Regions from separate parts of the Homo sapiens genome. Here region 2 is linked to region 1. A link is a loop called in an ENCODE intact Hi-C map of the cell type or tissue named here. Cell type or tissue: ascending aorta. All regions are shown on one strand. Links, peaks and the distances in the headings refer to the core of each region. The heading gives the core; the rest is flanking DNA.

Region 1 (8,345 bases), core at 221-8,220:
CAGTAATTAACATTCACCCAGCTATAGCACACATGAACATTTAAAATGAACAATTATATACTAAAAAAGAGACTGCGAATGATCAACCAGGGGGAAAAGGCAGAAATCTATGAATGAGATAGTGTTAAACAGTTAGATGTAATTCACTCCGCCCCCCTCTTCCCTCAGAGCTTTTTCAGCAAGGAGCAGAGAGTGTTTCCTGTCAAGCCAGCGGAACCACAAGAGCTGAATTGGTATCTCCAAGCAGGCAATTTTCCTAGTTGTAAATAACCAGCAGTTTTGTGGGAATCAATTAGGAGGTTCCCATCTCTTCTTTGGAAGTCTTATTTCAGCCATCCATCTTCCTTTGTTAATTTCGTAAGCGGGGTTTAAGAGATCCAGAGAGAAAGATCTATTTTCTGTCCCTCAGATTTCTTGGAGGGGGGAGGAGCGGTTTTTACATCTTTCCCATTTAGAATTCAAGTAGAGTACTTTCAAGTCACTCTCCCTTTTCAAGGCCAGGAAACTGCATGGGATTTATGTACTATGTCTAGCAACAGAGGTGCAAGGCCTGAAAGAAAATTATAGAGTCACAAGGCAAATGAAATAGACATAGGTGCAAAGAAGCTTTTATTGCAAAGATGCAGATGGCCTGCACACCAAATTGCATCCTTTGGAGCGGGTTCCTGAAGTCAAAGTCCAATATAACATGGTTGCCGCATTAACCAATTGTTCAGTCTTAGCCCATGCCTCTACTGTCAATCGTTTTATTTATGGTGATGATAATAACAGTCATATCAATGATACTAATATTAGAAGCTACCAATTATTGAAAACCAATCATGTGCTAGCTACTTTAAATATATGGTTCTTCTATTGCTCACAACCACCTTGCAACACCAGTCTTATGATCCTATTTTCTAAATGAGGAGACTGAGACCCAGAGAAGGTCACATGACCCATGAATTCTGGAGCCAAGAGGGTCTGCACCCAAGTTTATGTCTGGAAGACCAGTGGTTGTAAAGACAATCTTGTCCCACAAGGCCATGCTCTCCCTCTTGTTCATCCAGCAGTGACTGGTCAAAGCTCCACTCTGTGTGGAGCAGACACATCCCTTTACTAAGTATCAAAAAGATAAGTACAGAATGAGCCTTGCTGAAAACTTGCCATGGCCACACCTCAAAAACATGGAGAAGGGCCTTTTACTGGGTACCCAGACTTCTCGATGGACACACGATGGGTCTCAGCAAACCTCCAATCAGATCACTTTCCCCAGAACTGACCAGCACTTGGATCATTATCTCTTTGGAAAATATGATGTAACAAGAAAAAGCAATTCAATAGGAAAAAAAAAAAATGAGCATGGGGCATGAACAGAAACTACACAGAAAAAGAAATACAAATGGACTTCCTTTCCAGTTAAGGAAATAAATAACAACAGAATATCACTTTTAACCAATAGTGAAGACATGTGTGCAAAGATACATGCAGGAGTATTCACTGCAACACTGTTTGTATAATGCCCACTACCAGTGGTGGCTTGAATACATCTGGTACAACCATACAGTGAAATACTCTGACATCAATAACAAGGATGAATAAATCTGTATGCACTGATACAGAGAAAGCTACATGATAAAAAAAAGTCAGGATAATGCACATGGCCTGTGCCCATCTGTGTAAACATCCACACACATCCAGGGCTGTGTAAAGGCATCAGCTGTCAAATGATACAGAGGAAACTGGTCATCGTGGTTACCTCCGGGGAGGAGGTTAGGAAGCTGTACTTCCTTGACAAGAGAATGCCGTACTTTTCACTATATATCTTTTGGTATAATGTTTTTTATTACTATTTTTTTAAACAACATACTAAAAAGAAAAGGAGAAAGGGCCTGAGTGGAGCAGTAACCTGCCTGGGGTCCCACGAATGGCCCAGGGGTAGGGCCGGGCCTGGCTCCCAGGACTCCCAGCCCAGGGTTCTTTCCACTGCAGCAGCATGTGTATAGACAGTTTGATTTTATTCCCTCTACGCCTCACTCAATACTTGCCACCCACAATAATCACTCTTGGAAAAACTGCACCCACTTCCCAGTGATTTTATTAGTTAGCAGTGACTCTGACAAGCCTCCATTTTCCAATTAGCGCTACCCCCCATATCACTGACACTGGCATCCTCTGAGTGACATGTAGTGGCTGAGCCAGACACTCCCTAACCAAAGTGACACAACGGCATTGCTCTTCGATGGCCTATGGCTCCAAGTGCAACCCAAACGTTTAGACCGATTTTAGATTTCTGTATAGATAGCTCATGCCAAGCTTAAGTTCACACGAATGTTCACAAATATTACTTGGCCTGTAAATTATTCCCAGCAAATTTTCCATTTCAGGCCAACTTCTACTCAGCCACTTCCCTATTAACTATCTACTGCTCTCTGTGCATGCTCATGAGGTGGCCACCGTGAGCTTGTGAAAATTCAACCCAAAGCCACCATGGTGGCTGAATGAGACAGACACACGTGGGTTCTGCATTTTGGGCTCAGCCAGCATCAGTGACCCAGCTTCCTCCTTTCTGGCTGTGTGACATCAGGTGATACACTTACCTTCCAATCTCAGTTTCCTCCTATGTAAAGCGGAGTGCCTCAGGAAAGAACCAGAAAGCCTGCTGGTTCTGTGGAAACAGTAACTGGAGTTGTTCATACCAATGATTCCTTTTCTCCCACTAGGCAACAGACAGTTGATTATAAATAGTTTTTTGGGATTCTCTTCAGAATCCCACGCTCCTGCCCTCAGTGTCAAGGCTCTGGGATACAGCACGTGGAACCCTGGAGAAGCATGAGAAGTTGCCACTGGAGGCTAGATAAGAATCTGGAGTCTCTGTCTCTCTCAAGAAAACAGAAAATGGGGCTCTGTTTGGGGTGTCTATCCCACTCGCAATGGGGGGCCTCTTCCCCTCGGAGCTCTGCCTCTCCCCACCCATGGAGAAAGCCCCTGGCTACCACGTTTTTTCTCCATGCTGCTGCTCCCCCGGACAAGGCGTCAGGACCAGGTAGGTCACATGCTTTCAGTGACTCCATTCACAGAACTTCTGTTGCTCCTGGGAAGTGGGCACTGGAACTGAAAGACAGCCAGGCCACCTGAGCTATTCTCTTCCATGGAGGATATTTGGCTTGAATGCCACAAGGTGACCACTGATCATCCTGCACATGGCATTAGAGAAAACAAAGAGAACACAGAAAGTGACAGAGAGAAGGTACGAGTGGTGCCCGCGTTCCTGGCAGCCTTCCAGGTTCCAGTCTTGATGACCGCCAGCTATTATACATGCTTGGCCTTGGGGTCCTGAGAGACCCACAGTACTTCCTCCAATAGATTCCCTGCCCTCATATATATATATATGCATTTCTTCCTAAACTTGTTGCTTTCTGTTACTTGCAACCAAAAGAAGCCTAAAATATTCTGATTCCTATCTGTATAAATCTCCATCAGTATTTGAGAATGGCCTGAAGGTGGCACTTTCCATTCTGAGACAAAGAATTACTATAAAAATGCTGAATTTGTGGCATTACCTTTATTTTGCCTGATTGCATTACTCAAACAGAAAGAGCTATGAATAATAATAATAATAACGATACCACTAAAGTAAAATATTTGACACTCACAAGATTAAAAGCTGAATACAGTAATCTTCTCATAATCATCACGGGATATGCAGCACTTAATCAACAATTACACTGGGAAAATGCCCGCGACTTAATGCTTAAGTACCGGGAAAAGGCAAAGGAGAAAAGTAGGAAATCAATGCAAGGGGAGCAAGAAGTGTATCCAATCTAAATACTGCATGTATTATGATAACAGAGTTCTACATTTTCCTATCAAGGCTATGCAGAAAAATAATAAAAACAATCCAAGAATACACACCCCAAACCAAAACACTCTCGTGAAAGAGCTATTTTTAAAAATCACTTAGAATATTCATCTGATGGTGACACAGTCCATTAATCGGGGTGCTTATTTTTTCTTAACAGCTTTATTAAGGTGTAATTTACACATTCTTTATGCCCAAGTTTCTTCCCCGAGTCCTGCCCCCTGATGGGAGACGGAAGTGGAATGGCCCATGCAGGAAGCCAGAGCCTGGTGGAATAAGAGGCAGCAGTGTGGCCGACGCAGGGAGGAGAGAAGACAGACCCTCCCTCCCAGGAGGGGGCTCCTATCCCCAAAGGGCCTGCCAAGTGATTGTTAGGAAGTAGGTAGGTATATTCATATCTAGAACATGTAAATTTTTTTAAAAAAAGCAAAGCCTACTTGCCAGATCAAAATATTTCATGACCCAGAGCAAGTAACTCAGCAACCTTGGGAAATAAGCAAGCATTTACAACAGCCCACAATCTCTTTTGGCTGTCAGATCTTTACAACATGAGTTTTATTTTTAATGTTCTTTTTAAAGAGCTAATTCTTCATTCAGGATGCGCCTGCCCGATGCAAGCAGCACAAACACCCGCATTGTATTATAAATAGCCTCTTTTAAGGAGGGCTGGGTGGATAGCAACATTTTTTAACCTAGATACAGTTGTGACAACCCGTGACCTCCACACATCAGCCTTATTGTGTTATTTTATGAAGAATGTATCCTTGATGACTGCAATGATAGCCAATGAGGCCACAGTATGACTTCATGAACACATAATAATGCTGCCCTTTCATTTTCTGAGAGGGTTTATCTTCCTTCTGCTACAGGTAAATACAGTAAATTTGACATCATGGAATACAATTGAAGTAGCAAATGATCAATGTCAACCACAATAACAGTGCTTCAAAAAATTACCTCAACAATCCTATTTTCACCATTTTCCACAACCTATGGAAGTGAGGGAGTGGCATGAATGGGCACCTGGTAACTGAGAGGGAAGAATCTAAACATAGCTGCGTCTGCATCGCGCCCGCCAATGAAACCACATAAGCCCTCCCTCCGGGATGCATCAGTTCACATAAGGGCTCCCCTAAGCTCCAACTCGCAGGAGAATGAAAACAATAGAAAGCTATCTTCAGCCCTGGCTCCACAAGAAAAGCTCATTGCACTGATGCTAAGGTGGCTTTGCAGAGGAAACAGCTACAGACAAACCAACCCCCAAACCCAACTCTTAGTCAACTAGTCAAGATAGGCATTCAATCTTAATACTAGAGATCTGGGAATCCTCTTTACACAGAACTGAGGTGAAATCACCCCTGAGAAAACCAAGCAAAATGAAATCAAGTCCCTGCAAAAGACAAAATATTTCCTTAGACATACATACATGATATTGGTAACGGCCTTCCCTGCCTTTAAATTTGACCTTATAATACAAATGCAACCTCAGGCAAGTTCCCAAAATAATGCAGGAACCTTCAAATATTTCCCCGTCTAAGCCATACCTACAAATGTCATCTATAAGCCCTCCTATTGTATCCTTAGTAAGCAAAGAGACACAGGAATCTGCCTCTGGCCAAATATGCTCAGAGTTCACCTACCAACTGTCATGAAAACCTTGCAAAGTGTGAAGAGTATGAAAAGGCAAAGCTATTAGACTTTTTCTAGGTCTGTTGACTGATTTCCTATAGGTTCTGGGCATATGCTAATATCAAAGCTGAAATACAAAAAGAAATTGGCCCTTCAGGATAAGACCAGTATAAGAATTTCACTTCAAACAAGATGAAAGGAAAACCACTTACCTTGTCTTATAGCTACAAGAATGAAGATTCCCCATACTTAACTTGCTTAAGATTACAGAGAAGAGAAACATACCAAAAGTTAAGATCAGGGAATGTGAAAATCCGGTTACCCTTCAGATACGTACAAAACAGTGTCAGTTTCTGGAGAGAGGCTACAGCACGATGATAAAATGTTCAAGCTAGAGGGCTCCTTAGAAATCATCAAATTTTCTTTTTGCACTGGGCACCTGTGCGTTCATTTCCTTCAACTCATATTAACCAATAACCTACCAGATGCCAAGCACTGTTCGATATGCTGGGGATAGCACAATGAATGAAGAAGAAAGTCCCTGTCCTCAGACCTTCGACTCTAGGGGTGTGGTGGAAGTAACAAAGATACATACTGTCAGGTGGATGGAAGTGCTACAGAAGGCACAGTGGGTGCTGCTGAATGAATTTTATAGATGAGAAAGTGAAGCTTCAAATCACAAAGCTAGTTTGAAGGCAGCAGCAGGACTGCATACATTTTTTTAATGCAGAAAAGGAATGCTAAAACGTGAATAAAAACAAAGGAAAAATCGAGTATGATGAACAGACTTGTATTTTTGGAAACATATGCAAAAGATACGCAGGTGGGTCATTCGGGGCCCTTTCCTCTTTCCATCTTCCTGACGCTCCACGGATCTACTGACCAAGTGGATCATTCTCACCTTTAAATATGACATATCAAAAAAGTGTTTCTGCACACAAAACACCCAAGAGTAAGAAATGTTTCTTTGTTTGAAAATGAGAAACATTTCACTGTCGAGTTCTCATTTCAAAATTCCTTGGCCTTTAGGTGCTTCAAAAAGGCATTGGAGAAAAAAAAAAAAGAAATGGGGGCTTGGTTTCTCCAGTTTTCTTTTCTTTAACTGGGTATTTCTTGTAGGATACTTCTTTCCCCCTCATTTATATCGTTTCTCAGCCTCAGGGTTATAAACCACTTATGAAATAAAGTAAAAGGGGAGCCTGTTCCATCCATCAGGACCAGCATTTGGAAAAGTGGTTGAGTGAGAAAGAAGAAATTTTCAGATAAAAGAGATATAAAAGAATGCTTCAAAATTCACATTTTTCCTTTTTCTCCAAAAAAGTGGAGCTTATTCTATGTGGGCCAAGTGACTTGTTAAACAAACAAACTCCTGAGGACACGCAGCCGGAGAGGCAGCCCCCTGAGATACTCCAAGTAGTGAGATCAGCCCCCCATCCCGCATCTGGCATCCCCCAGACCCCAACCCGCAGCCCTGTGACACTTGCTGGAAAGCCACTTGCTAATCAGAGTGCTGAGAATCATTGCTCACTTTCCTGCAGGCCACGACTTGCCAGCTTGATTTAATAAGTCATCATTTGGTGTGAGGACGGGTGATGGCTTAAGGGTACAGGGTTTTTCCCCCGCACTGGGTGATGAAAATATTCTAAAACTGCTTGTGCTGATGGCTGCACAACTCTGCGAAAAAAAACCGCTGAATTGTACTTTAAATAGGTGAATTGTTTGGTATGTGAATTATATTTCAATAAAACCCATGTTACCTTTAAAAGTTACCATTTTCATCAACCCCAAAATGTCAGTGGCCTTTCTTATTACATCACCCTCACAGTAAAGGGCTAAAGCTGAGAACTGGTGTTTACATTTTAATTGTGTTACATCTTTAAGTTAAAACATATATTTTCCCGGGGCATGATTTCCTCCAGGCCTGGGAAGGTTAAAGGCCATCAGGAAATGCAGCCTAGGGTAGAGACCCCTCACCCTGAAACCATGGTTTTCACAGGCTCCGAGTTCTGAGAGCCACAATGAAGAGTAATTCTACAGAGTGGGCAGAGAATCTCATCTGAGTGCCCGCCCCACCCAGCGCCCACACCTCCTTTCTCATCTTATTTGCAGGATGCGGCTTTTTTTTTTTTTTTTTTGAGACAGTCTCACTCTGTTGCCAGGCTGGAGTTCAGGGGCGTGGTCTCGGCTCACTGCAACCTCTGCCTCCTGGGTTCAAGCAATTCTCTGCCCCAGCCTCCCAAGTAGCTGGGATTACAGGCATCCGCCACCACGCCTGGCTAATTTTTTGTATTTTTTAGTCGAGACGGGGTTTCACCATCTTAGCCAGGCTGGTCTTGAACTCCTGACCTTGTGATCCACCCGCCTCAGCCTCCCAAAGTGCTGGGATTACAAGCGTGAGCCACTGTGCCCAGCCGGATGCGGCTTTATGGCTGAAGAAAAGAGAGCATGACAAGACGGTTAGAAAAGTTCAGATCTGGATTACTAAGAAAATCTAATTAAATGAATAATAACCCCTCCCTCAATTCATCCCTCCAATCTGGGCAACAGGAGAAAGAGACTTCCCTTCCTCCCTTCTCTCCCTCTTTCCTTTCTTTCTTCCATCAAACATTCATCCACCCAATAGTCAGTCTGTTGATCCATCCATCCATCCACCCACCCACCCAATAGTCAGTCTGTCCATCCATCTGAACACCCGTCCGTCCATTCATCCATCCATCCCTCCATCTCATAATTTTTCAAAATTCTCCTGTGCAAAAACAGTGATACAAATAAAATACTTTCTGTAAATTGCAAAGTGTAACACAAAGCTTAAGCATAATTATTGTATAAAACATGACAATTATCCTTTTTCCCTCTCTTCTCCATCCCTAGCTTA
Region 2 (8,345 bases), core at 74-8,073, 660 kb after region 1:
TCTCAGCCAGAAAAAGGAGACACAACACATTAGGTCAGTCATTAGGAGGAAACAGCCCCATGAACAATGCCGCATCTGCGTTACACATGAATCTGGCTCTCCTACATGTCTAGTAGAATTTGAATAACTGTGTTTTACTGAATACACATTTAAAACAGAAAGCTACCCCTTACAAAACAAATTCAAGAAGCGTTCAAACACAATTTTGCTGGCACAGTTTCAGAATCTAATTATAGTGAGATATTTTGTCTCAGATTTAAACCTCCTCATTTTTCAAGCTAACCTGTTGTAACTAATAGGTTTTAAAATAATGAACAACCACAGAACTATAAAAAATATTCCACTTTCATAAAGCCAAAGATCATTCTGTCTGATATGGTTTCATTTTGAAAACTTCACGCATTTGAAAAAAATTATATACTCCAGGAAGAAATGGTCATTTTCAGTGAAAGAAAATGTTACTGGGATACAGCTTTAGCACAAAAGTGAAATATACACTGCTAAGCAAAGGCTGTTTTGCTATTTGACGAATAGAGAACTTGTTTCCTTATAATGGGTAAAAGAGAAGGGGGGGGGCAATTCTGGGTGTTTGCAAATGAAGAACACAAGAATGCAAAGTTTTAAAAATAGATCTGAGAAAATATTAGCACTTTAAATCAATGTTAATTTTGGACTACGTTCAAGAAACTACAAGAGATAAAACAGAACTATGGTATCAGGGCATGTGAATAACCACAATTTATTATCTACCTTTAAGATCACTTCTTAGAAGTGCAGAACTTTGAAATGCATTAAAACTTTGGTTAAAGAAGCATCTCAAACCACATCTATCATATGTACACAATGGAACAAAAACTCAGGCGCTAATGTGGCAAAAGGCATGGCATCAGATGGATTCCTTTTTTTTATATATTTATACCCATATTTTATTAATTCTGTTCCTCTAGAGAACCCTAACACAAACATATCTGTTTTTTTAATTATTATTATACTTTAAGTTCTAGGTATATGTGCACAACATGCAGGTTTGTTACATAGGTATACATGTGCCATGTTGGTTTGCTGCACCCATCAACTCGTCATTTACATTAGGTATTTATCCTAATGCTATCCCTCCCCCAGCACCCTACCCCCTGACCGGCCCTGGTGTGTGATGTTCCCCACCCTCTGTCCATGTGTTCTCATTGTTCAACTCCCATCTATGATTGAGAACATGCAGTGTTTGGTTTTCTGTCCTTGTGAGTTTGCTTAGAATGATGGTTTCCAGCTTCATCCATGTCCCTGCAAAGGACATGAACTCATCCTTTTTTATGGCTGCACAGGATTCCATGGTGTATATGTGCCATATTTTCTTAATCTAGTCTATCATTGATGGACATATGGGTTAGTTCCAAGTCTTTACTATTGTGAATAGTGCCACAATAAACATACGTGTGCATGTGTTTTTATCGTAGAATGATTTATAATCGTTTGGGTATATATCCAGTAATGGGATGGCTGGGTCAAATGGTATTTCTAGTTCTAGATCCTTGAGGAATCGCCACACTGTCTTCCACAATGGTTGAACTAATTTACACTCCCACCAACAGTGTAAAATTGCTCCTATTTCTCCATGTCCTCTCCAGCATCTGTTGTTTCCTGACTTTTTAATGATCGCCATTCTAACTGGAGTGAGATGCTATCTCATGGTGGTTTTGATTTGCATTTCTCTGACGACCAGTGATGATGAGCATTTTTGCATATGTCCGTTGGCTGCATAAATATCTTCTTTTGAGAAGTGTCTGTTCATATCCTTTGCCCACTTTTTGATGGGGTTGTTGTTTTCTTGTAAATTTCTTTAAGTTCTTTGTAGATTCTGGATATTAGCCCTTTGTCAGATGGGTAGATTGCAAAAATTTTCTCCCAGATGGGATCCTTTGTTGGGGGTGGTCACCTAGACCACCCCTCAGGTTTTGAGATTTATTAGTTTTTTCTATGCTCTTTGCTCAAAGTAAGTCACAAGTCAGCTTTGATTTGGGGAGTGAAGAAATAAATTCTTCCTCCTGCTGGGAAGAGAGCCAAGTCACTTTACACAGGTGCATGCACAGGGATGGAAGGAGCTGTGACCATCTCTGCAAACAATCTACCACTGTATCCTATGAGTACATGTGGTCCCTTTCTAGTGAAATGGGTCTGAATAATAAGGCTTGGAGGATTCACAGGAGATCTCTTAAGTCAATGAAGTCAATATGTGAGATATTTACTATAGTTACCATAAAAATTCCTCTCCTTACCCATGCACACGAAGCATGAAGACTTGTACTTTCTAGGTATAGAACAATGTTCCACATGTTAGGGAGAGATCTAGACCCAGTCCTAACCACCACTAAGAGAGAGACAGATCACATTGATGAAGAGTTGTACAGCAATGCTAGTCAGGTGGCACGTGCTTAGTGCAAAATGACAGGTATAGAGCCTACTGTCACAAGCATTGAAAAGAAGGGATACTCACTGAGGAATGAGCTGATCAAAACACATCTTTCAGGAGAGGACCCAGTCTCATGCTGAGGAAGGGACAGGGCTCACGGACCAGGGAACAGGGGAGAGGCCATCTCAAGAGTTATCATTTGCATAAGGGGATGTAGAAAATGCGCACAAAGTATTTAGGTAACTAGTTCATCTGGAGAGAAGTAACAGGAAAAAGAGCCTAAAAGAAGAGGAGGAGTCAGAGAGTAGCCAGCCTTGAGGACCGAGTTATGGAGTTTGGCCTTTAGCCTGTACATTTAGTTGGGAGGCCTAGACACTAAGTGATGAGAAGAGGGCTGACAGCAGAAAGACACTGAATGAGGAAAGGGACTTGGTAATTGAATGGATTTAGAGCAAAGACGGAAAAGGAAAAATCAATGACTGCAAGAATGAAACAGAAAATCATGATATCACTGACGAAACAGAAAGAACAACAAGGGATGAGGATGATGACTTTCACTTTAAATATGGTGAACTCAAGGTGACAACAAGCAATGTGAAACATTTTCAGCTATTTAAAGTGTGGGACTTTGGGAACATTAACCTCTCCAAGCTCAGTTTTCTTATCTGTAAAATAGAAATAGTAATACTGTACATCTCATAAGGTTATCATGAGGATTACATGAAATACTGACAATGCCTGGCACTCATTAGAGCACTAAAATAAATAAATAAATAAATAAATAAATAAATAAATAAATAAATAAATTAAAGGTAACTTTCCCCATCATCATCATCCAGTTTATCATTTGACAAATAGCCCAATAACTCTTTTCTGTCACATCAATTCATGATTACCTGATATATCTGTTAATCAGGTTTGGTTTTGTTTCAATACAACTGAGATAATTTAAAATATCCTATTCTAATGGCAGTCCTTGTAAATTTCCTATAGCATTTGGGTTTGGGCGATTTATAGCTAGAAAATGGCTTCAATTCTATGACAAATTCATTACTGCAACTCATTGAAACTAGTATGTCAGCTGACGCATCTAAATTAGAAGTGAACATTTGATGTCTACGGTTTTTCCTAAGAAATATAACCTAGTAGGTTTTAAAATGTGGTTTTTTACATTGAAAAATTGAAGACAGAAAATTGTGTGTGATTTAATGATAATTTGCAACATGCTAAAAATCCCTTTGAGATGAAAGATTTTGTTTTGTTTTGTTTGGGGAATATGAAAATAAGATTAAAGAGTATAACATTTTATGGTAATGTTGTAGCCAGGAGGGGAACATTAGCAATGGGAAAACTGAGGGAAGGAAAATCCCAAGTCAGTTTGAGAATTTAACATTATTAGTATACTGGACTGTGAAACAAGTATTTATCATGCACATAGTAGGTGCTTAATGAACTTTTGTGAAATAATGTTAAATGAAATTAATGAAACCAAATTATTTTTTCTTCTCTATTTCTTACCATTAGATCACTGTACTATTAATTATAATATTCTTTAAAGAGTGAGTAAACAAAAGGTTTAGAAAGAGAGAATCAAGGTATTTTAAAGCTAGAAGTCCTTCAGAAGTAGAAACTGAAGTCCAGGGAGGTTAACAGACATCAGTTTCCCTACATCAGTTTCCCATGACAGATGCCTACATCAGTTTCCCACGACTATGACATTCAAACTTGGAAGAACTGACCAACAGCCCCTGCACATCCTACCACCCCATGATGGAGAAGAAAGAGTTACAGAGAAACTCAAGCCTGTCAATTCTGTGATTTGTTTGAGGGTCTAACAAAAGGTTGAGATGAGCAGGTGGATTCTGAGAAATGTAGACTTCAATTATTTAAGTCATAAATGTTTCCTATTATGATGATGTTTAAACAGTTCATGACAGTAAAAAATACAGATGTTTTTGGCCATTAACAGAGTCACATTTTACAGTATTGCAGTATGAGGTTTTTGATATTTTTATCAAAAGATTGTATGACCAAATTGCCAGAAATCAGGCATTTTATAAAAAGAATGTACAATTCAGCTAATGTGTTTTCATATATCCCCAACCTTAGGGCTATGAAAAGGGTTATGGTCATAGATTATATAGCTCTATTTTTTACTATGAAAATTTATATGCTGTCTAGATCTTTATTCTATTGAAACTGAACTGGAAAGGCCTTTAAATAAAATGGTTCCTTCAAAATTTACAGACTGTAATAGATCTGATTGATAAAGAGATTCAAAATCCCTTTTTAAGGGTACACCTGTGGGGAGAGAGAAAAAGGAAAGGCAAAGATCCTCCTTTACACGGTGGCTGTATCTATTTGTGTTTCCAATGTGGAGTCAGACTGTCTGGTCCAAGCCAAATTCCAGCAGTTAATGGGATCTTAGCTAAGTCACTCAGCTGCTTTGTACCTGTTGCCTCGTCAGTAAAATGGGAACAATCACAGTAGCCACCTCATGGGGTCGTTGTGCGGATCAAATGAGTTAAGGCAAGTAAAGCATTTAGAACAGGGCTTGGCACACAGTGAGCACTAGATATCAGCTAGCTATTTTTATCACTCCCTCACATCTATTTACTCACTGGAATAGCCCCCCAGCTGGGCAGGATGTGATACCACTGTCATCTCTCAATTATTCACAGTGAAGAGGAGGGGTGGACCTTTCAAGATTAATACCCATTTGTCTGTTGTCAAATATTCCTGAAGTCAAAAACCTTTTATGTTCTCCCACTTTCCCTAGGGTTAAGTCTAGACACCATAATAACAACATGAATAAGCAGTGAGAGCTAGTTATGGGCCAGGCACAGTGTTTGACAGGCATTCGCTCGCTTAATCCTCCAAACAACTCTGGTGTAAGTTCTCTTAATACCTGCAGTTTATAAATGAAGAAACTAAGGCACAGAGAAGTTAAGTAACTTGCCCTGGAAATCCAAACTCCGAAATGCTCCAAAATCCGAAACTTTCTGAGTACCAATATTACACCACGAGTGGAAAATTCCATACATAAGTATTTAAGACAAACTTCTTATGCACAAAACTATGAAAAATATTGTATAAAATTACCTTCAGGCTTTGTGTATAAGGTATATATGAAACTTAAATGAATTTTGTGTTTAGACTTGGGTCCCATTCTTATGTTATCTCATTATGATATGCAAATATTCCAAAATCTGAAAAAATAAAAAAATCTGAAACATTTCTGGTCCCAAGCACTTTGGATAAGAGATACTCAACCTGTAGCTGGTTCTCCTCACCTTACCTCAATCCATCTTATCGAAGGTATTGTTCTATGTAGGTATACAATGGAGATCAATTGTGAAGTATCTAGGATACTCAACTGCAAGTGGGAAAAGAGAGGGATTCCCTCAGCGGCAGGTTTGTTCTAGACTGGCTGAGCAGGAAGAGCCAACGTGTGAATGGCAATGAATTTCAGGGGTCAAAGGAGATCACTGAACTCAGGCTAGATCTAAGCTGGCACCAAAATCCCAGGGGAGCCAAGATAGTAGGCAAAACAACAGACTCTCTGGGCAATGGTAAAGCCTGGATCCAGTTGGTGCTCCAGATGACACATTTAGTGTAGAGTAAGAGCCAGCCCAGAGCTAGGGAAAAGACACAGTCCTGGCCTTTAAGACAGGAAGCTAGAGAAAGGGAGCTGATGTTTGAGATGAACCCTCATGCTAATCAGAAAAATGCATGCTGGGCTGGACAAACACTGTGGAGTTAAAGAGAAGGCTGAGTTGGGAAAACGGTCCCTAGGATCAGCCCAAATAGAGGCTATTCTTGCCACATTTTAATCCATTCTCCACACTACACTAGGAGAGATCATGTAAGTCTGATCACATCGGCTGGGCATGATGACTCACGCCTGTAATCCCAGCACTTTGGGAGGCCAAGGTGGGCGGATCACCTATGGCGAGGAGTTTGAGACCAGCCTGGCCAATGTGGCAAAACCTCGTCTCTACTAAAAATACAAAAAATTAGCTGGGAGTGGTGGCATGCACCTGTAATCACAGCTACTTGGGAGGCTGAGGCAGGGAGAATAGCTTGAAGCCGGGGGGGCGGACGTTGCAGTGAGCTGAGATCGCGCCATTGCACTTCAGCCTGGGCGACAGGGCAAGACTCTGTCTCAAAAAACAAAACAAAACAAAAAATGTCTGATCACCTCACTTCCCTACATTTCGATGGCTTCCCGGTATCTCAGGATAAAGTCTGAACTCTTACAAGACCCTCATCACCTGGCACTGCCTATCTCTCCAGTCTCATCACTCTGCATTCATCTCTCGTTCCACCCACCCACTGAAAAAAATAGGTGTATTTGATAGTAGGCTAACTATGCGTAACAACTCTGTTATTCATGCTCTCCCGCTGACCTCTGCAGATGCACTCTGTCTAGAATATGCCCTCCCTCCTTCCCTGGCTAAGGCGAAGTCAGGCAAATGGAGACCATCCTCCAGGTCTCACGCCGGCTATCACTTCTCTGATGTCAGCCTTGGTGCCCCCTCCCCAGTCTGCAGCAAGCGTTCTTCTTCTCCATAGTACTTTGTAGTCATCTTTCAGGATTAACCATCTTGGATTCTAACCACCTACATCCTCAACTAGACTCTAAGCTCCTAAAGGGCAGAGCAGTTTCTATCTTGTTCATTTTCATACAATCCCAGTATCTGCAATGCAGAAGATTCTAACAAATATGTGTTTCCAAAACAAAGAAAGATATAAGCCTGAGAATAAAAGAGCACAGGGAAAGATCTCTCTTACAGTGATTAGGGGACAAAGAGAAGGCAGGAGTGCATTTTGGCCACGTTAAGTGTGAGGTGAAGGCCACACATACAATCAGGGGTCTTGAGAGGATTTAAAATGTCTAGTGACCGGGTGCAGTGGCTCACGCCTGTAATCCCAGCACTTTGGGAGGCTGAGGCAGGCGGATCACTTAAGGCCAGGAGTTCGAGACCAGCCTGGCCAACATGGTGAAACCCTATCTCTACTAAAAATACAAAAATTTGCTGGGTGTGATGGCGGGCACCTGTAATCCTAGCTACTCGAGAGGTTGAGGCATGAGAATCACTCGAACCAGGAGGCGGAGACTGCAGTGAGCAGAGACTGTGTCACTGCACTCCAGCCTGGGCAACAGAATGAGAATCTGTCTCAAATACATACATACATACATACATACATACATACATACATACATACATACATAAAAATGTCTAGAGAAGGTCTAAGTTTCGTCACTGAATGTTTACTTACAAAAAAATGGGTGTCTTAGGGTACTCATGTCACTTGGAGTGTTGCCAGCTTCACTCGGAAGACAGGAGAGTCGGACGGGTTTTTATATTGTGGGAAGAAGCAGGAAGAATGGCAGAGGAGGGAGAACGAAAAGATTCAGAAAAGTTAAGCTACTTCTATCTCTTTAGAATTAACATGAGCCTAATGATTGGAGGACAGGGTAAAAAAACAAAGAGCTAAATAAAGAGAACTGGAGACAATGTAGTATAATATTCGGATGTACAAAGTACAAACCATAAAGTCTATTTTGTTTTAATAATTAACAAAGGTGCACCTAGTACACACACTATGGATCAGGCTTGGAGAAAACAGACAAATGAATCCAAGACTACTCATTTTGTGAGAGCTTAAAGCAAACAACTTTTAGCAGTATTTTAAAGCAAGCTAGTAAAATAAATAGAAGTGAAGTCCAAGGGATTTAAACATGAAAATTTGGGGAAAAAAGAACTTCGCAAAGCAAAACAGACAAAATACAAGGCTAACCAAACAAAGGCTAAATCAAATAAATAGGCATTGCCGTGTGCCCTGGAGAACTGCCAAGGAGAGTGAATTTCAACAAAGAATGCTTCTGCCACCAGTTAGGAAAACTTCAATTCCAGAAAGGCTGAAGGAATGC

What was found. Hi-C counts contacts between places; a loop is a spot of excess contacts. Peaks named below come from ENCODE experiments on the same cell type or tissue, not always from the same donor. Only the 100,000 strongest peaks of a DNase experiment are listed, where the experiment ranks them.
Region 2: a loop joins it to region 1, with 4 times the contacts of the local background. A loop is called at or near these places in 10 of 110 quality-filtered maps.

Annotation. Positions count from the first base shown.
Region 1 is chr14:89,238,956-89,247,300 of GRCh38, forward strand. The region is part of intron 4 of FOXN3 (forkhead box N3); the gene reads right to left. Among named protein-coding and RNA genes, the nearest start is that of FOXN3-AS3, 110 kb to the right of the region's middle. In ascending aorta, for the core only: a CTCF peak has its summit at 3,450 (motif pointing right); a DNase peak (open chromatin) is centred at 4,106; H3K4me3 peaks cover 1,499 bases; H3K27ac peaks cover 3,206 bases.
Region 2 is chr14:89,903,007-89,911,351 of GRCh38, forward strand. The region is part of intron 5 of EFCAB11 (EF-hand calcium binding domain 11); the gene reads right to left. Among named protein-coding and RNA genes, the nearest start is that of EFCAB11, 48 kb to the right of the region's middle. RefSeq lists an enhancer at 8,139-8,345. In ascending aorta, for the core only: no CTCF peak of the experiment used is centred there; no DNase peak of the experiment used is centred there; H3K4me3 peaks cover 756 bases; H3K27ac peaks cover 454 bases.